Linked DNA regions of Mus musculus: all the other regions are linked to region 1. The links are chromatin loops, found by intact Hi-C in ENCODE. Cell type or tissue: heart. All regions are shown on one strand.

Region 1 (5,000 bases):
CAAGTATATTGTTTTATCGGACATTAACCATTCTGAGAGATACAGATGTGTGTGTGTGTGTATGTGTGTGTGTGTGTGTGTGTGTGTGTGTGTGTGTGTGTGTGTGTGCACTCTGGACATGTGTGTGCAGTTATATAAGAGCAGCAGTTGTCCTGATAGATTTGGAGCTATTCTGTGTGTGTCTAGATGTATATGTATGTGCCTGTTCATGTGTGTTTGTGCATGCATATGTTTGTGTGTATGTGTGTGCACATCTGTGTTTGTTCATATTTCATATTCTGTGTTATTTGTATATTTGTGCATGTGTATACTTGTGCATGTGTGTTTGTGAATGTGTATATATGTGTGCATGTATGTGTATGTACATGTGTGTGCAGTGTGTTTTCATGTGTGTGCTATTGGCCATGTGTTTGCATGTCGAGGTCAGAAGCTGACAAGTGTTGATTTTGACTACTTATTTCTTGTGACATCTTGTTTCTTGTGACAGGCACTTCTGGTCAAATCCTGGGCTCTCCGTTTAGGCCCCTGGGTGTCCCCTGCCTCTTTGAACCCAGCTCTGGGTACAGATGTGTTGTCTATGATCTACGTTGCTTTTGTAGGGTGCTGGAGACCCAAGCTCAGATCCTCACATTTTAGCAGCCTCGTGTTTCCCATGAGCCACCTCCCCAGCCTAAGGTACACAGATTCTATTTATGGGACGTAGCTGAAGTCAGAGCAGTTTGGGACTGACATTGGGGAGAAGAGGACTCAAGACCTTTATTCAGGGCTGGATCCTACCACCCAGGTCTTTCTTTAACATGTCCCAGGCTTCCTAAGGCCTGAATCACTGAAGAAGAAACAAAGGCTGACTCAGACAATTGCCCACCCTCAGGGGATTTGTGGCCAGAGTCAGCTGGCTACACAGCAGCAGGTCTCTCTTCCAAAGGCAATGGAGTACTCTGAAATTGGAAGGGGCAGGTTTTCAAAGAGTGCAGGGGTGTGGGACTGCCACAGGTCCCTCTTGTCTTCATACTTAGATGCTCTGGTGTTCTGTGTTACTCTTTACCTTATTCTTTATTCAGGTAGGGAAAAAATGAATGATCACAAGAGTTGACCACACAGTACTGTCTTTGAAGGAGGAGAAGAGGAGGAGGTGTGTGTGTATCACACACACACACACACACACACACACACACACACACACACACACACACACATGTTGTTCTTTCTTGCTTAAACTGCCTGAGGACAATGTTTAAAGTCTGATATGGGATATGGGATATATCTCTTGTTGTGATATTATAGGATTTAATTTTGCAAAACAATACAAAGTCTTGTGTATTTGAACATGCTCATGAGTTTACATTATCGTGGGTAAAAAAAAATTACCTTGGGTTATTTGTCCTGGTGATTAATCTGCTAACACTCAGATACATGGCTCTATCCTGCTTATATCACACTTATCTCCAATGTCAAACTAACTCTCAGGACTTAAAATAAAGGATTTTCCCAAGAAGTATGAATTACTCTTAAATTTACTCCTTATTAAATTACTCCTTAAATTAACCCCTTATTAAATAACTCAAATATCTTGATTAATCAGCTACATTTTTACTCTCACCATTGTCTTGCAGTATTTGCAGTGACAACTGTTCCATGTGTGACACCAGGCAGTGTTAGGGAAACTGTGCATCCGTGCTCTCCCCTGTCTCAGAGCTGGGAGTCTAAATTCCACTTGATTCTCTTTGTCCTAGTGTCTGTCAGACTCTTAGGAATTACATGGTATTTATTCAACCTTTGATTTTTCTGGAAGTTTCTGCAATAACCTCTATTTGTCCGTTTGTCTGTCTTCTTGCATTTAGCGTTCAGTTTAGTGCCTTCTCATAGAAGAATCCAATGATTCCTTTAGGAGAGGTAAGACCTATGGCCCACATGAACATGGCCATATATCCAAGTACAGTGTAAATATAAGTTCGGTGGTTAGATTTTGATGTATGCTATTCAAACTAAATTTTAGTAATGAGAAATAGGGATAGGCTCAGACCGTTTGTGATATAGGTGCCACTTCATATTTTATGATATCTACACAAACAAGGAAATAACCAAGTGACTGCCTTATTAGACCTGAATTGGGGAAATCAACTTTAATGTGTTCTCTGACCTTTTGTACTGTAATTATGAGTCTGCATGAGGTCGTGTGTTGCCAATTTGTTTATATTCATTTTTGATAGAAATATCAACGGTGGTATTGTAATTAGCATTTCAAGCAAAACTAAATGTATAGTGCCAGGGCATTTAACAGTTGATTCTTGCTTGCAGAATTTATTTTATACCATTTTCTATTAAAAGTGGATAAGATTAACAATGTTTAAAAGAATCCTGAGAATAGTTTTACAGTTAAAATTTTGTAGGCCAAAATGTGAGTGCCTATTAATTTTTAGAGTAAAAGAAAAAGCGGTTATCTGTAAAAATCTATAAAATACAGAGATACCAAAAGTACTCAGACAGTTAAAAGGTATGGAAGTGTTTATTTGAAATTTAGCAGCCTAATTTATGTGTTAACTAAATAATCACTTTACACAGATAAAGTACCCACATAGAAGAGAAGTGTGACTCCTGTTGTGTATGGTCTTGTCATTTTCAAGGTTGGAGCAAGAGAGACACCACGGGATGAATGGCTCCCTAATTCTGTGAATAAACCATTCCCAAAATGGGCACAAGAGGGCACCAAGCACGCAGTAGTGGTAGAGATTTAATGGTCTGCATAAACTCTGGCACTTGAAGATGAAGCCACGTTTATTTTATTCTGAGTAATATATTATGCACCTGCTTGTTTTATTTTTTAGACTGATTTGTGTCAAATGGCTCTCCAGAAATATGACATGTGTGTTGGATCCAGGCAGAACTAGTCTTTCAACATGGAAGTTGTACTATTTTGTACAAACTCTGATATAATGAAGTCCTTCTTATTGTACTTGAAAGGGAATTAGGCTTTAGGCTTTCCCATGTAACAAGTTGGTTCGTACTTTTTGTGCATTTTGTCTTTGTGGCTCCTTAAGACTAGCTTGGGGGCATGGGCTGTTTAATCTCCACAGTCGCTTTGTATAGACAGAGTAGTGGATCTTTGTCTGGAGGACTCAGGGTTAATTAGGGCTGAGACCTCTGGATGAAAGAGGACACAAAGATGTAACTGAAGGAAGTTGGAGTCACCTCATGGGTGAGGAAGAACCACAGGCTTGTAAATATTTAGCTGGTTTATTAGGTTTTTTATTTTTTTACTTTTTATTTTTATTTTTTTTTTTACTTTTTTAGGGCTGTCACAGACCAGGTTGCCTGAACAACAGAATGTGTTTTCTTGAAGTTCCACAGAGTGCAAGTCCAAGACTAGGTGTCAGCTGGATGGGATCGTCCCAGGCCTATTGTTAATTTGTAGATGTTCATCTTCTTCCTGTGTCTTCACCGGTCCTTCCATTTCATTGTCTAAACTTTGTCCTCTTATGAGAACACAGGCAGATTGTCTTAGAGTCTATAGGAAAGGCTTCTTTTGATTTACTCACCGCATCACGACAGACTCTATCTTTAATGGAGCTTTTGAGATGGTGAGGTTTAGACTACCAGAGTGTGAATTTTAGGGAGATGCAGTTTCACCCCTAACCCCTTAGCTCCTCCTTGGCCTGAGCTCCTTGTGGGGCTGGAGCTGCCCAGTTTGAGTGAGTGTGTTCATTAACCAGTCCCCGTGGCAGCAAGCGCCAAGTCAGCTCCTATCAGGTGTTGCGCTCTGCATTTGTTGACGGAGTGCATTTCTGCTTTGAAAGGCTCCACATTTCACTCTGCTTGGCTGGCCTGAAATCTTCCACTGCGTGACAGGCAGTAATTAAGTACTGAAAGAAAGGCATAAATACTTCCTTTTAAACATTGACATGACATCCATCTAGTGAAAGGCGTGGACAGAGGCAAGTACAGAGAGTTCAGGAAATGAGAAATTTCTTTGAAATAATTTCATTGAAAATTAACAAGTTGATTATTGCGAAAAAAGATTCCAATTTACACATAATGGCCAATCATCTAGCTTTCCTGGCCTTTGATGATGCCCGGCCTACCCAGTGTGATCTGCTGTTTTACCCCACCATGATGGTTATCAAGGGCTTCTTAGGTTAATTTGCCTTTCAGACTTCAAACCGCTTAAAGATAATACATTTAACTCAATTATAAGCATTCTTCTTATTCACCGTGTAGTTTCTTCTGGCCTGGCCGTTCTGCCTCCATACTTCTCCTTCTTTGCCCAGCCCTCATTTGAGGGGACATTAGCTGAGTTTCTATAATTAGATCGCTCGCACAGGATCTTCATATTGGTACGGAGAACAGGGCAGTTACAAACCCAATCTTCAGGAGTGGCTTGCCTATTTTCAGGGAGAGTCTCTGGCCACATTGAGACAAGTGCTCAGAGGTGGGGCCTGACGACACGACCTTGCTGGAGTGCTAGAAAGCAGACTTTGGGCTGGCCTGTCTAGACTTAAAGGGCCCAGTCTGCAGGCACAGGAGGAGAGAAGAGTCCTCAGCTTGGTGGCTACTTTAAAACTCTTTCCTCCCTTGATGCACGTTTCTGTTTCTCCAGTTATTGGATTGCTGGTTGATTTTGAAATCTCTAGTTCTTTAATCAGTAATGGGGAGGGGGGGACCCAAAAAAACAAACCCCAGAAAGCCCATCAGGCACTAAGTTGCCTTTGGATCTCGCAGAAGCACCCACCCTCCTGCTTCAGTCCCTCTCCCTTCTCACCTTCCAGACCTTTCCTTTCTCTGTCCTCTGGATGTCCCCTTCCCAGGCTACTGTGATAAAGTTCTTCATACTTTTCTCACAAGACTTTTTTTTTTCCTAATCCCTTCTGTTGGCAGGGAATTGACTCATGAATAAATGGATAATAATAACGGCTGACATTTTTGGAGCGCTGACTACTTGGCAGGCAGTAAGCCGGGGATTTGCTCGCATTATCTCGCTTGATCCTCTCAACAGCTTTGTGCTG
Region 2 (5,000 bases), 1.1 Mb after region 1:
GATGTCTCAATGATTAAGAGCACCCATTGTTCTTATGAGGACAGGAGTCCATTTTTTAAAAAGATTTATTTATTTATTTTATTATATGTAAGTACACTGTAGCTGTCTTCAGACACCCCAAAAGAGAGAGTCAGATCTCATGATGGATGGTTGTAAGCCACCATGTGGTTGCCGGGATTTGAACTTGGGACCTCTGGAAGAGCAGGCAGTACTCTTAACCACTGAGCCATCTCTCCAGCCCCCAGGAGTCCAGTTTTTTTTTTTTTTTTTTTTTGAGGCAGGAGTCCAGTTTTAAACACTGATGTTATCCACCATCTCTTGCTCATACATACTTTCTGCCCCTTCTCTGACATGGGGTCTCACTAAGTTGCCTAACTCTCTCACTTGGGTAAACTTTGAAGTTTTGGTCTTCCTGCTTCAGCCTCCTGATATTATAGACCTAACCAACTAGGCCCACATGAGCTAGTATTCTTGACCATCATGTTAGGGCTACTTCTTAGTTCTTAAGTCACTACCACCTATTTGATCTTAGGCAAATATTCACCATTTCTGAGTCTTATTTTTGCTATGACTGTCTCTCAAGTCACCGTTAGCTCTGTCACTCTGTTGGACAGCTGGCTTTAAGTTTGGTTGTGCAGTGATTTGCTTTGATCAGATGACAAGTAGCTGAATCTACTTTGCCAACATCTTTGTGCCAGTAGACATGGTACATGATAAACTCCAAACACAGGCAATGGTGGTCAAGACCAGGCCCTGCCTTATGCTCCTAACTTGGCTGACATCTGAAGACTAACAGCCTTAATTTTAAAAAACATGGTAGAAATTTTCTCTGGCTTCTCTAATATCTCTAGTTCACATCATCATCATCATCACCGTCACCATCATCATCACCACCACCATCAATCACAATAGAAAACTCTTACAATCCAGAGTCTTTCTGTGTAGCTCAGACTGATTTTTGAACTCACTGTGTACCTCAGGTTACTCTCAAATTTGTATCATCCTCCTGCCTTAGTTTTCCAGACTGCTGGGATTATAGACATAAGCCCCTGTGCCTAGACTTGTATAGCCATTCCTTTTTAACTCTTCCTCTTCCACCAATGGTCCATCTCTGAAAAGCTGACAGCATTTGCCCTGGCTTATCCTGAAGTTAATTCCCAGGATCCTCTGCTGGAGTCAGCAGAACCTCTTTCTACTGGAAAAGAGCCAGCCTGCCTTCCAAAGGCTCCGAGGGCAGTCATTGAAGGAATCAACAGAGACAAGAACTTCAGAGGTCTTCCTACCAAGTGGAAGGCAATGCTCCAACCAGAGCTTTGCCCAGTTTCTCAAATGGTACCTTTCCAAAGTACATGGCCCTTACCTTCCTAATCTTTTAGAGGGCAGAATTGCTTGAATTCAGGAAGCTTCAAACCACTTACCACCAGCCCCACTTCAGCACCCCTGTGTATACAAGGACAAGAAGCCAACCTATCCAATAAGACTTTCTACAATTCACGTCCGGTTCTGTCACTTAACAGCTTTCAAATGCTGGTCAAGGCAACCTTTTTTCGGTTTCTTAGCTGTAACATATGGATGAAAAAGAAAATCTATACATGCCTTGTGCCTCACAAGATGTTGTGACAATTAGAAGTGATAATTTGCTGAAAAGGACATTGAAAACTGTAAACTATTATGCAAAATTCACTTATTCCTGCACGATACCAGTATCTATGTGTCGATCCACAGCCAGTTTAGGAAAATAATAAAACAAATTCTCACACATAAAACGTATTGGCTGAAAAAACTGTATGTGTGAGAAACAATCTCATGTAGCCTAGTCTGGTCTCAGACTGACTGTGCAACCCAGACTGGCCTTGAACTCCTGATCCTTCTGTCTGTATTTCCCAAGTGATAAAATTGAGGGCATCTATCACCATGCTGAGTTTGACATTTCTGTGTCAGCAAAATAATGGAATTAGTGATGCCCCTTCCCCACCCCCCCCCCCAGCTCGACTAGAGCATCAAACTTACATCAAACATCTTATGAATGGACAAAGTAGATTCCACACATGGGATCAGAAAGAGCAGGAGTCAATGCTAAGCCAAAGCTAATGAGAGCCGTGATGTAAGCCATTACCCCTGCTCCCTTACTGTAGGACTGGTAGCCACAAAAGAAAAGTCTATCAAGAGATGCACAGCGAGCCCCCTGTGTGCTCACACAAGGCAGTCCTCTTACTGGCCTGGTGACAAGGCCTCCTTTTCTCCATTTGGTCTCATTCCTTTGGCACCTCTGTCCATTCATTGGACTTCAGCGCCCTCTAGGGTGGGGTATATCTTCTGAGTCATCAACCATGTTGCCCAATATAAATGTGCCACATGTATAATTTTAAAACTTGAGGGACCACCTTTTAAAAATAGACAGGTATGAAACTGGGGATGTTGACCAGTTGGTAGGGTGCTTGCCTGACACGCACAAAGCCCATACACCAGGTGTAGCATGTACCTGTAATCTTAGCAAACGAGGGGTTGGAAACACGAGAATCAGAAGCTCAAGTGCATTTTCACACCAGCAATGAGTTTGCGACTATACTGGAATACAGTATAGTCTCAAAATAGAAAAACAGAGAGAGAGGTAAACACATTTTTAGAATGTATTTTCTTTATTCTATAATAATCAATACAAAAGTTATTGGCATAGCTTTTCTTTCTTTCTTTTTCTTTCACCAGCTCTCTGAGAAATGATATATGTAGTTTATATTTTCAGCCCATTTGAATCACGGACTAGCCAAATTCTAGAGTTGGAGAGTCTCTTGTGGCCAGAGGCTGCTAGATCTGACAGCGTGGCACCAAAATGAGTGACTGCTGTTCTCCAGCCATTGCCCAGGGCAATCTGGCTTCCTTTATCCTCAAAGCCAGGCTCCCAAAGCACCGACAAGATAGCCTGATAGAAATGGACTGTCTTTGGTGATAAAGGGAAGTACAGCCCCTCTCCTCTTCCCGTTCATAGCCACTCAACACTGCGCACACTTCCTGCCTGCACACTTGACACACACAACGCTTCACCCCCTTCCTTTACTAACTGATATCTAGACAGCCTCCAGTTCTTCATGCCTTGACCCTTGATTCACTTCCATGGGGTAGGTGCAAGGATGATATGCATTCTATAGAAACCACACCTCACACAGTGAACTGTAAGCTTTCCCCTGACCAGCAATATGCTATGCAATTCTGAAGCTGGGCAGCAATAGTTAACTGCGGCTAACAGCCAGATGAACACTCAGTCACAGGGGAGAGCAATCCTTACTCCACAGGCAAGGACACTGAGTTGTTTTTTTTTTTTTTCAAAAAGACTTTATTCTATTGTTTTAAAATTTATTTGTATGTATATGTGTGTGCAGAGAGGGGTGCATGTGAGCGCCTTTGGAGGCTATAGGTATCCAAGCCCCTGGTAGCTGGAGCTAAAAGCAGTTGTGAGCACCTCTAATGTGGGTATTGGGGACTGAATTCAGGTCCTCTGTAAGAATGTTCTACTGATGAATAGATGAACTGTCTCTATTCCCTGGCTCCCTAAATGCATCTTGATGGATTTTTTCATGTATGTATGTATGTATATACATATACAGACACATACACACATACACACACAGAGAGATTTTATATATATGGCTGTTTTGTCTCTTTGTACATTTGCACACCAGAAAAGGGCATTGGATTTCCTGGGACTACAATTATAGATGCTTGTAAGCTGCCATGCGGGTGCTAGAAATTGGACTAAGGACCACTGGAAGAGAATCCCAGTGCTTTTACTAGCTGAACCATCTTTCCAGATTCCTAAATGCATTTTTGACTGGTTATTTTTAACTTTGGGTTTATCAGCCCTGTAGCCATTTGAGAGGCAGCTGGACTTACATAGGAATAGTGGTTTAAACCCAAAATCACAGAACTGAAGTGAGTGTTTTATGTCAAGTGGTGGGCAGACAGTGTCTGATGCACTAGATAGATAGGAGAACCCTGCCAGAATCCTCAGGGCAAAGGTGTAAGTACATACTTACACCTCCTCTTCAGGAGGAAAAAACCTTCCCAGTGAGCACTGAGAGGCTGGCAGAGTGAAAAATGGAGTTTGCAGGCAATCACCTCAAATATTAAGTCCAGCAAGCATGAGCATTTACTGCATATGGTTCTAGACATGAGAATCCTGAAGCTAGGAGCCATGTCTTCCTCACCTCTTTATGGCCAGTGTATCAACTGGGGACTTTACATGATCTCATCCAAAAGCAAAAGATATTTGATGTTTTCCTGTTTTCATGCTGTCTCATTTCAGAGAAGTAAACATTTGCCATTCGGGGTGTTTTAGACACAGAAATCCATGAGCGCTATGCTGATTGTGCTACATGCTAGCTATGTATGGTAGGATGCTCTAGGACAACAACCACATTTCGGCTACTGTTGACTGAGTGAGAAGAAAATCGGAGTCTTCAAATCTTGAATACAGCTATAAAAAATATTTATGTGTGTGTGAGGTAAGGTAGTCTTCCTGGGAGAAGGGTGGGAAGTGGTCAAATGAAGGGCCTAGGCTCCAAGCTGGACAAATGGAAGACCACCAACAAGGCTCAAACATAGAGTGGCCGAAATGGCCAAAAGGACCTTTGCACTCTGAGAAATGTACTCAGGCTCTCAGCCCACACATGTTCCCAAACTCCATAGGTCATCATACTGCCAACGTCACGATCGTCCATAACTGCCACATGAGCACAATGAGCACAATCATAAATTGCCCCACACCGTTCTCATTACAGAGAGGCCTGGAACACAGCAACCTGGCCTGGGCTCCTGAACACTCCCCAGAGAGCTATGATCTTCTTTGAAAAGCAGAACTATGTGCTCATATTGAAGTTGGCTCATCAGAGACATCTATATTTACCACAGCAGTGACAACTGCTAAGCTATGGAACCAACTTAGTTGTCCAACTACAGAAAAATGGGTTTTAAAATGAGGCATGTATACACAATGGGAGGTTCTA
Region 3 (5,000 bases), 1.5 Mb after region 1:
GGGGTGAAGTTTGCACAGGATCTCAGCTATGTTGCCCATGCTGACCTGCTTCTGAGCAGCCAAGATCACATACCTGAGTTACTACATGTTACTTCAACCCTATTCCTTTTGTGAGAATTGACTTACACAAAACTCTTACAGTCATAATTCAAAGTGTCTTTATTGAAGACATTCCTTCCCATGTCGAAAAACCAACAAAAAAAAAAAACAAAAACAAAAACAAAAAAAACCAAAACATGAGAAGGACCAGCGAATTGGGAAAACAGGAAGTGGAAATACAGTGTAAGTACACCTGAGCGGGCCTTTGGTTAATGATGGTCTTACTAAGTTGTTGAGGAATGCCTTGGATCAAATAGAAAGCACTAACACAGCTACTGTTAAACACTGTATATACATCACCCATACATGACATATACATGGTCATGAAAACTGTGATTATGAGACTATTTGCAAAGGACTACACGATAAGGCAAATTTCCATAGTATGCTTTTCAATGAATCACTGTTAACTTTCCCTGGGTATATAAAGGGTACCCTCTCTTGGTGCAGATTGTGCAAATGTTAAAAGGCAGAGGCACATGACTCAGTTGAAGAATTAAGACATAAACTGAGTGAGCGATTATTCATGGATTGTCACTACTGACACAATCTTCTTTTAGCACTAACCCTTCACTAGCAAACCTTAACTCTGTAATTATAACCTGTTACTCTGACTTCTTTTTAAGAACAGTATTATATTCTATTGTCATTCAATGTCAAAGGAAATACTTAAAGCATAATCTATAAAACTAAAAATGTATGAAGCACGTCATTTTCTCACTAATTATTCCAATGCAACTTTGAAAATATGCTAAGATTTCCTGTCTGTCTCATTAACTATAGAGTTACTATGTTGAAATCCCCTGGAAGTTTTAGGACATACTAAAAGATCCATAGACGTGGCAACTTATTTTGGCACACTGTCATACACCTAAGATTCCTGCCAGTTGGGAGGCAGCGAAAGAAAGGTCTAAGGTCAAGTCTAGCCAGCGGTTCAAAACAGAAGTCCCATTTCAAAACACCAAAAGGCTCTGGGAAAGTACTGGTTCCTGCATTAGCTTCCTGTTTCTCCTGCTGCCAACACCAAAACTGAATGCACCACCATTTCAAATTTGCTTATTATGTTTACATGTATATTTCAGCATATAAAACTGTAAGAACACAGAATTAAGATCAAAGACTGCACATCTTGCTCATATACAAATCAGCACACATCCAAGTTTCTCACAGCATATATCCGAAGAGCTCTGGATACCTTAAATTCTTATTCCTGCCAAACCTTCCCAATAAGCTCCTCCTTCCCCCTAAACAGTATGACTTGGACAGCCAGTCAACTGCTTCCTTAAGACACTTTCTACCATACTGCTTTGCCCTCGACATTTCCCCCTACCAGCCCCGTGATCCCTTCTCACAGGCCAAAACCATAACTCCCTTTTATCTATGGTTTATTATGTCTGTGATGATGTAAGAACCTCACACTGAGAGCCATGCAAGAAGCTAGGCTTTGCTCTCAGCTGACTCCACATTACTACTGCCCCTCTATACTCAGAGCTCCTCTTTTCAGCCAATGACACTGCACAGATCTACAAACTAGCCTAGAGAGCTCAAACCATCAATATTAGACCTGTAAGAGCAACAGCCTTCTGAACCTTTACATTTTTTATTTTGTAACATACATCATAGTGAGTCCAGAGCTGTAATCCAGGTGAACTAATTCGAAAAACACTGGAAAAGAACTGCTCCTCTCTGAAGAACATTGGAAATGTAATATCTCCTCCTAATGATGGGAACTGCTGTCTGATGTCTGCAACATCCTGAATTGACAGATATTCAAAAGTACTTAGATTAGTATCTGGAAAGAATTTCATAATAAACACAACATAGACATAAGGATCACCGTAAGCCGCCCACACGTCGAGTAGTAAGGATGAAGAGGCCATCTTCATTCTGTGCTTTAAAGCCCGATGATGGGAAAAGCCCAACAGCAGCACCCAACCTTCCCAGTGAAGGAGTTCTTCCTACTGTCAGCAAGATTCAGATATTTGTTTTAATTAATAATTTGGCTCTGAATACACATAAAGGCTCATCTAATAAATCTTCAGTACTTTTAGGTAAGTATGTCATTAGCTGAACTATCATCTGTAAAATACTTAGCAGTAGGGTTTTTATTGTGTGTAATTTAGATGACTCTCAGATTCTATATTCTGAGTAAATAAGCAACTTCTAAAAATTTCTCACTTGGGCACAGATCATCGATAGAAACAGACAACAACAAAATGGGTTATATGTCCAACAATAATATAAAATTCATAGTGATAATGTGAAAATTCTCACTGACATTTTAAGTGACTGTTTCAAATCCACAATTCTTACCTTCCTTGGGTCTTCTCCAAGTGACCGTAAGTAGTATTTCTCATCCTTAAACATCCCAAAGAAAAATACCATCAGCATTCATTAAAAAAAAGAAGAAGCAATAAGAAGGGAGTAAATCTTACAACATGATTTAGTCACAGCATCTGAAAAGCTCAATTACCTCACCCTTCCTACTGATGCCCCCTGGTGGCCACATCAAGAAATGTCTTTATATGTTGCTCAAAACTGGATGCACAAAACAGTAAATAAAACAATTCTAACAGCAACATAAGCACGACCTAAGCTCCTGGTTAATGGATAATTCAACTCACACTGTTTTAACATTCGGTAAATAAAATGGGTCCAACAATGAACTTGATACAATATAAAATGAGGTAAATAAAAACCTCACTCACCCTTTAGCACATAAAAACACAGGAGACTGCATTGTGCCAGACTGTGTCTATCCCTACTAACCTGCATTCTCACACCAACCTAAAGAGTCAGCTCACACGTGACTCAGAAATGCAAAACTATGCAAACAGTCTCAAAAGTTATCATTTACACTTGGTAGTCACCAGAGTAGCTAAATAAGAGAACTGATTATAAAATAGTCACTGTGGGGCTAAGTCCGACTATGTCCCCAGCATCTGTGGCACCCTGGACTCTATTCCTAGCACCACAAAAGCGCCCTTGCTGAGATCAAGCTGTTCATGCACAGGCACAATCCAATGCAAGAATTCTGCCATCCAGAAAGCAATACAGACTGCTGTAACAAACTTCAAGGCATACCTCGTTGAGCTTTAGAAATCTATAATTATAAATTAACAATTTAACTATTTTCATATTTTTAGTGCCACAACGAAATCATTCTTTAAATAAGCTTCAAAGTATGTTCTTCAAAATTTGACTTGTCATTTAGCAAAGACGTGATGCTCAGTTCCCCACCAAGAAAGGGCTCTTCCTTATTGGAAAAGAATGCATTGAATTTGGGGCTGCCAGCTGTCAATTTTTTCATGTTCACCTCAGCATCTGACCCAAGGCTATACCGTTCGTATATAGTAGACCTAAGCAATAATCAAAGAAGATGGTAAGAGGCCTAGAATCAAGCTGCCACCTATGCAGGACTCCCCTGATGGATACTTTGCTCAGGCTTCACAGGGAACTGGTAGACTGCCAGCTGTGTACAGCTGTGTCTGATCGCTCTGCACCACACACCCAAGTCCTCTCCAGCATCCTCTTCCTCCCACAGGCAGTACTCCCTGATGTTCTGAGTTCAATCTCAGTGTCAACTTTCCTTATAACTTAACTGAGAATCCATGCTAATCTGTTTATGTATATTCCATAATTTTTAAACTTAGTTTGTCTTTGATTCTTTTATGACACATTTCATGGATATTTAAACCTATGCCATTCATTAACTTTTGATGGGAAAAAAATCTTTAAAAACACTGAATATCCACATGCAAAGAATGGCCACAGTATTGAGGAACAATTGATGAAGGCTGGTTTTAAGAGACATTCTAATCATGGTCAGGCTGGAAGTCCACCCCTTGGGTTTCTTCTTAAGATGGCTGTCTACCTTGTTTTGTGAGACAGCTCACCAATTTGGCTATGCTGGTGGGTCAGTGAGCTCCAGGATCCGCTTGTCTCTCAAGAGGATTTAGTCCCCAGCACTAAAATTACTCTAAGTACATGCCAGGGTGCCCAGCATTTTACACATGTGGTGGGGATCAACTTATATCCTCATGCTTACTGTGCACACTCCAACTCTAACATAACTTAAAATTGTACTTATGTGTAAGCATAAATTAATGCCCTAGTCAAGATATTTAAATATATAATTACTCAGAACTACACTATAATGTAAAATCCCGCTTTAATCTTGAAGAAATGTTACACAGATAAAAGAAACTACTGGTAACTATAAAATGTGGAAATTTTAATGTAAGATATGAAAAGAAAGTTTTCTATTAACATCTGAATTTTTCAGAGGAAGCAGGATTAATGATGAATAGTTGGTGGGTAGTCTCTGTGCCAAGCACACTGCTAAGATTATTTTATTCGCTTAGTCCTTACAAAAACCTTATAAAATAAGTAGTTTTAATCTTCATGTAGAAATAAGTATATTTAAGAAAAAATAATTTGGCCAAGGTTTGAAAGCTAATAAATAGCAGAGCTACAGCTTGTAGGATAGCCAAGCAAAGTTAATGAAGAGCTATAGCATTGGGAGGCAGAGTCAGGCAGATCTCTGAGTTAGAGGCCAGCCTGGTCTACAGAGTGAGTTCCAGTATAGTCAGGGAAACCCTGTCTCAAAAAACAAAAAACCCACAAAGAATGGCTATCAGGGATTTGAGCTCTGAGACATCATTTTTGATCTTTTGTAGAAAACAACCTACTGGTCCTTTTCAAACAAGTCCACTGAGAGAAGGCTCAATGGATAAAGTGCTTGCTGTATAAACAGGAGGCTGGTTCAATACCCAGCACCAATGTAAGAACAACTAGATTTGGCAGAGTGCACCTATAATTCCAGTACTGGGGACAAAGACAGGAAGTTCCCTGGAGCCTATTCATTAGCTAACCTTCCAGGTTCCAAAAGGCCTTTCCTC
Region 4 (5,000 bases), 1.4 Mb after region 1:
TCGTTTACAGGAGCAGTCACTGACTCAGCACATTAGGAAGGACAGACTGAGCCAGACGCTGGTCATGTGACTTACAAGCAGTTTATCAAGGGGACCCCTGAATTTCCCTGACCTCAGCTGCTGCATCTGCAGGGTGATAACCACACCTGCCTTGGAGGCATGCTGCCAGGACTCAGGGGGTGTGTGTGTCATGTACTCATTGTGCACACAGGTCAGACCCAGCTCTGTTACACCTGAAGCTTGTACAACTCTGAGCATAAACTGTAAGGCAAACTGCCCTAAACTTTGCTTGAAAATGAGCTTAGGAGTAAATCATGAGAAATTACACTTTTTTGGAATTTATTAATTTGTGTGTGAGTAGATAGACACCTGTGTGAGATGTGTGTCCCAGGTAATGAGGATTGGCAGCCAGTGACTTACTTCAAGCAATCACACTTAAAACCTGAGAATGGTACCAGGGCTTAAATTGTCTTTCAAAATAATGAAACTGATCTCTTCGTCCCTTTCTGCATGTGTTTTTCAGTGACACGCTTGAGTTGCACTTCCCAGGGCTATCCTTTCCTACTTTCCCGTTGTCATTTTAAGAGACTGCAAAGCTCGTTCATCTTTCCTTCTAGACAGTCAGGAGGGAGACACCTGCTCTTGGTTGGTCAGTGTTGTTCCTTTTCTTTTCGTGAGATAGGGTCTCACTATAGCCCTGGCTGGTCTTGAACTCACAGATAGTTGCCTGGCTCTTGCTCCTGAGTGCCTGGACTAGCTGTTAGTGTTTGGGATGCAAAACTAAAGCACAGCTTCCCACCCTTGTTGCTTGTCCTCGCTGGTTTTCCCAGAGACAGGTTTGCCAAAACCAGAAGTTCTGGTAAATTCTACTCCACACGATCATCATGGTGAACTGAATAATGCTGAATATGCCTCTGTATTTGTAACTGTGAGCCCATAGCAGCTCAGATGTTCTGTAGTTCAGGCTCCCGATGGAGTGGGGACAGACAGCTAAGAGATCCACCCTTTACTTACAGACTCATGCTTCTGAACTAAAAATTCCACAAACCAGCCCTGACTTCATCTGTCTTTAGTCTTGATCCTTCTCCCTGTCTTGCCCAATTCTAGTGCATTTGTGAAGCGTTTCAACTCTGCTTTGAGCATCTCACCTCTGGGGGAGCTATGGAGAATTCCTGGAATCCATTTTGTTTTTAACTAGAAGAGCTGGTAAGAACTTAACTCCATGTGGAAGAGACTCTGAGCTGCATAACTATACCCTACTGGTCGTAATTACAGTCAGCAGAGCTTCCCCTTATATGTCTCCTAAAATGTTCAGCGACATTCCAAGAGCCACGTGCACCACCAGTAGAGCCCAGTTCAATGGAAACTGAGTTGTTTTCCTTTAAGGCCTTCCGGGTCTCATGACAGGAACACCAGAGTATTGAGCCACATACAGGTGCAGGACACAGGTGGTATACTGGTTACAAACCCAAGATGCTGGCCTTGGCTGTTGCCATACCAAAGCCATAAAACAAAAGAAAACAAAAAGAGGTAGGAAAAGACAGTGGGCGGTTTCAACCATCTGTGCCCAGAACATCTTTCTTTAGCAGACTTTACAAAAGTATACAGTTGTGTGCATAGACAGCCTGTGAACACGGCACCCTACAGGGTTTTTGTGTAAGTAAAGGCACCTGTGGCTTACATGTCCTTATCCTAAATGGTTACTCTGCTCCCACTGAAAGACAGTACATGTTCAGTAAACACTTGGAAATGACGTTTTATCCTCAGGGACCTTACAGTCTAGCCAGCAAAACAAACAAGAGTAGGTCAACAAACCCCTGCCACAATTCAGCATGTCAGAGCCCAAATCTGTAATTGCGCAGAATGTGGGGAGGTGAATTCAAACCAAACTAAGTGACTAAGTATCTGCAGGGTGAGCCAGCCAGGAGTCTGGGCTACAGATCCAGATCAGCCCTGGTCGTAACTGCAGTTTTGGCCCCACCTGGTGGTGGTTTTACTCCGTGATTTAGACACTGCTGAGGAACTTCGGAGTCCTGGGGCTGACTTGGTTTTTCAGAGTGGCGGGACTGATTTCAGATTTTTTTCCAATTAAGTTTATTAGTCAACTCGGCGGAAGTTCAGTTGGGCGGCACCTGGTGCTGTGGGCTTGTCCTTTGCGTCCCTCGTTGAGAAAACAGGGCTGTGCTCGGGCCTGCACAGGATGCACAGACAGTCCAAGGAGGGGGGTCACAAAACTGGATGCCAACACATCTCCCAGGTACAGAAAGGACTACTTGGGCAATGCCTCAGAGTGCAACCGCCTCAGGAAGGACAGATCCAGAGGGGACTTCTGAAGAAATTCTCAGCATCTAGGAGTGTGGTCCTCCTATAAAACTGCTAAAGGAGGAACAGGCTAACTCACTAAACATACACAGAGATTTTAACTGCATCACAGGACACCAGAGGCAAAGGCTGACCAGATGAAGGAGAAGGAATCTGGAGTCCTAGCTTAGGTTCAAGAGCATTGCCTAGGGTTAAGACTGAGTTATGACCTTGCATAACAGGAGATATGACAGGAGAGAGTTAACACTGATTCAACAGAATTGGGGAACTTGGGGTCATCTACGTCAGGGGACGTGTTGAGAAAAACCATATGATATAATATCAGCAGAGTCTTGGTTGACATTCCACAAGTCAGATTAAATAGTGATGCCAAAACATGCACACAAGGCTTCTTGTATCTCTTATCTGGGTATTTACCTTCGTCACATTCTTGCAAAATATTAGGGTAGACATTATGAAGGAAAATGAACATGAATCTAAACATATATAGAGAACAGCATTCATCACTTTCCAGAAACCCTTTGTGTTTACTAGAGATGATAGTTTTATGTAACCATGTGCCATTGCTGGACCACGCCAACCCCACTTTTTCTAAAGCAGTTAGCCTTCAAGGACATTTTAGTGCCTATGAGGTCAGAAAACTAACTGGCTGCAGATGTGTCTATGCAGTGAAATGATAGGGACCTAGCACAGTTAATAAACATCACCTGCCCAGCCGAGGAAGAGGGCTAGGAAAGAACGACAAGTAAGTATTATAGGACTAAGAGAACATTCATTCTTCAAAAGGGAGAAGTTTGCATCTTGAGCCACAAGCTGCTATGCAAAAAGAAAAAGGAAAGGGAAGGAACGAGAAGGGAAGGGAAGGGAAGGGAAGGGAAGGGAAGGGAAGGGAAGGGAAGGGAAGGGAAGGGAAGGGAAGGGAAGGGAAGGGAAGGGAAGGGAAGGGAAGGAAAGGAAAGGAAAGGAAAGGAAAGGAAAGGAAAGGAAAGGAAAGGAAAGGAAAGGAAAGGAAAGGAAAGGAAAGGAAAGGAAAGGAAAGGGATGCACTGACAAACTCTCTATGGTTTTTATTACATTATCCATTCTTATTCCCCAACAACTCTCTAAATGGAAACAAAACTATAAATGTCAAAGAGAATATATAATCTGTTAATACAAAAACCACAAGCTAAGCGAGTAAAGTACAAATGAGAAGAAAATGAGTTAGTATCAACACCGAGCCCTTGGTTGCATGGGGAAACACCACCTTTGCCTGATGACCTGTGAGAGGGGTTTGTACAGGATCTAGTGTGGACCCAACCAAGGAAATGGAAGGCATAGTGTTTCAGAAGCGAGGACCTTGAAAGCTGGTAAAGATTAGAAACCTACGAAAACCAACAAACCAACACAAATAGCACCACCTCTGGGACTGCAGCACAGGTGCTTGGAAGTCAAGAGAGGAGCCCAGTTTCTCAAAGCCTAGAGCCATGGTTCTCAACCTTCCTAATACTACAACCCTTTATTACAATTCCTCATGTTGTGCTGACCCCTCCCCCAACTATAAAATTGGTTTCTTTGCTATTTCATAAGTAACTTTGCTATTGTTCTGTAAAAATCTGTATTTTCTGATGGCCTTTGGCAACCCCTTATGAAAGGGTTGTTAGCTGCCACAAAGAGGTCACGACCCACAGGTTGAGAACTGCTGGCCTAGACACTTCAAGAAGCAACTCACTGACATGGAGCAACCGACAATACTCAGGTCATGCCAAGGCTTCAAGGGGTCATCGTGAAACCAGTTTTGAAAGCATCAAAAACAAAACAAAACAACAAAAAACAACACAATGTCCACTATCAAGATGAACACTGTAGAGGTGGTGAGGTGACACTTCCAGAGATAGAGGTTACATGAATAAGAGCAGCTCTCCCTTCCCTTCCCAGACTGCACCTTCCTGCCTCATATTTCACTTTCCACCACTCAAACTAAAAATGGTGCTTTACAGAGTCCAGGACTCATATAAACAGAATATGGAAGCTGAGAGACAGCAGGTTGGTAACATGCACACTGACAACACAGAGAAAGAGTTCTGTCCCATGTTTAGGTCTGTTTCTCACATCTTAGTTCATGAAAAGCAATTTTGTCTCAAAATATCTTGATCAGCAACAAAGAAGCTGAGAGAGTGTCACCCAAGGGCAATCTGATCTACACCCAAGCCATGCTATCTAGGACGACGTCTTACACCCCTGAGAAATAAGAGATTGAAGTTACCTATGAAAAATGGGCTTCTTGGAAGCCATGTGCGGGCTGGCTTAAAACAATAAGCATTTCTTGCCCCCAGGGACATCATTCTCTACAAATATGGTCTGGATGCTTATCAAACAAGTTTTTAGGCTGCTCTCTGAAGTCTCTGGGCAAGTACAAACACCAGAGTCAAATAAATGCCTTTAAAAGCAAGGCCGTGGAGCACGTACCCTGTCAGTGGGATCCTCATATTCCCCCAAAGTAAACAGTAACATGAGAATATTTATATGAAATAAAACTGTGTATCAAGCCTGCCTTGGCTCAGCCAGAGGGAAGGATAAATCCCTTGCAGATCTCTCAGAGAGTGGTCCTTTGTTGACCGCGGACGCCACTTCCAAGACAGTGCAAACCAACTGCAGAGCAAGGCTTTTCATTATGCCAAGGAATGAAAATATTACAA

The links. A loop is a pair of places that touch in the nucleus more often than their neighbours do. Peaks named below come from ENCODE experiments on the same cell type or tissue, not always from the same donor. Only the 100,000 strongest peaks of a DNase experiment are listed, where the experiment ranks them.
Region 2: it touches region 1 in a loop (9-fold over the local background); 17 of 42 quality-filtered maps call a loop at or near these places.
Region 3: it touches region 1 in a loop (6-fold over the local background); 12 of 42 quality-filtered maps call a loop at or near these places.
Region 4: a loop joins it to region 1, with 6 times the contacts of the local background. A loop is called at or near these places in 9 of 42 quality-filtered maps.

What each region holds. Positions count from the first base shown.
Region 1 is chr1:55,883,877-55,888,876 of GRCm38, forward strand. Gm32949 (a long non-coding RNA gene) reads left to right here and starts at 4,806. Exons shown (of 3, transcript XR_373419.4): 1 at 4,806-5,000. In heart, a CTCF peak has its summit at 2,697 (motif pointing right); no DNase peak of the experiment used is centred here; H3K4me3 peaks cover 665 bases; H3K27me3 peaks cover 1,306 bases.
Region 2 is chr1:56,989,528-56,994,527 of GRCm38, forward strand. No RefSeq gene overlaps it. Among named protein-coding and RNA genes, the nearest start is that of Gm38484, 10 kb to the right of the region's middle. In heart, a CTCF peak has its summit at 2,300; no DNase peak of the experiment used is centred here; H3K27me3 peaks cover 680 bases.
Region 3 is chr1:57,391,635-57,396,634 of GRCm38, forward strand. It overlaps Tyw5 (tRNA-yW synthesizing protein 5), which reads right to left. Exons shown (of 8, transcript NM_001037742.2): 4 at 2,413-2,457; 5 at 1,716-1,853. Among named protein-coding and RNA genes, the nearest start is that of Maip1, 12 kb to the right of the region's middle. In heart, CTCF peaks have their summits at 2,600 (motif pointing left) and 2,814; no DNase peak of the experiment used is centred here.
Region 4 is chr1:57,267,949-57,272,948 of GRCm38, forward strand. No RefSeq gene overlaps it. Among named protein-coding and RNA genes, the nearest start is that of BC055402, 55 kb to the left of the region's middle. In heart, a CTCF peak has its summit at 1,991 (motif pointing left); no DNase peak of the experiment used is centred here; H3K27me3 peaks cover 329 bases.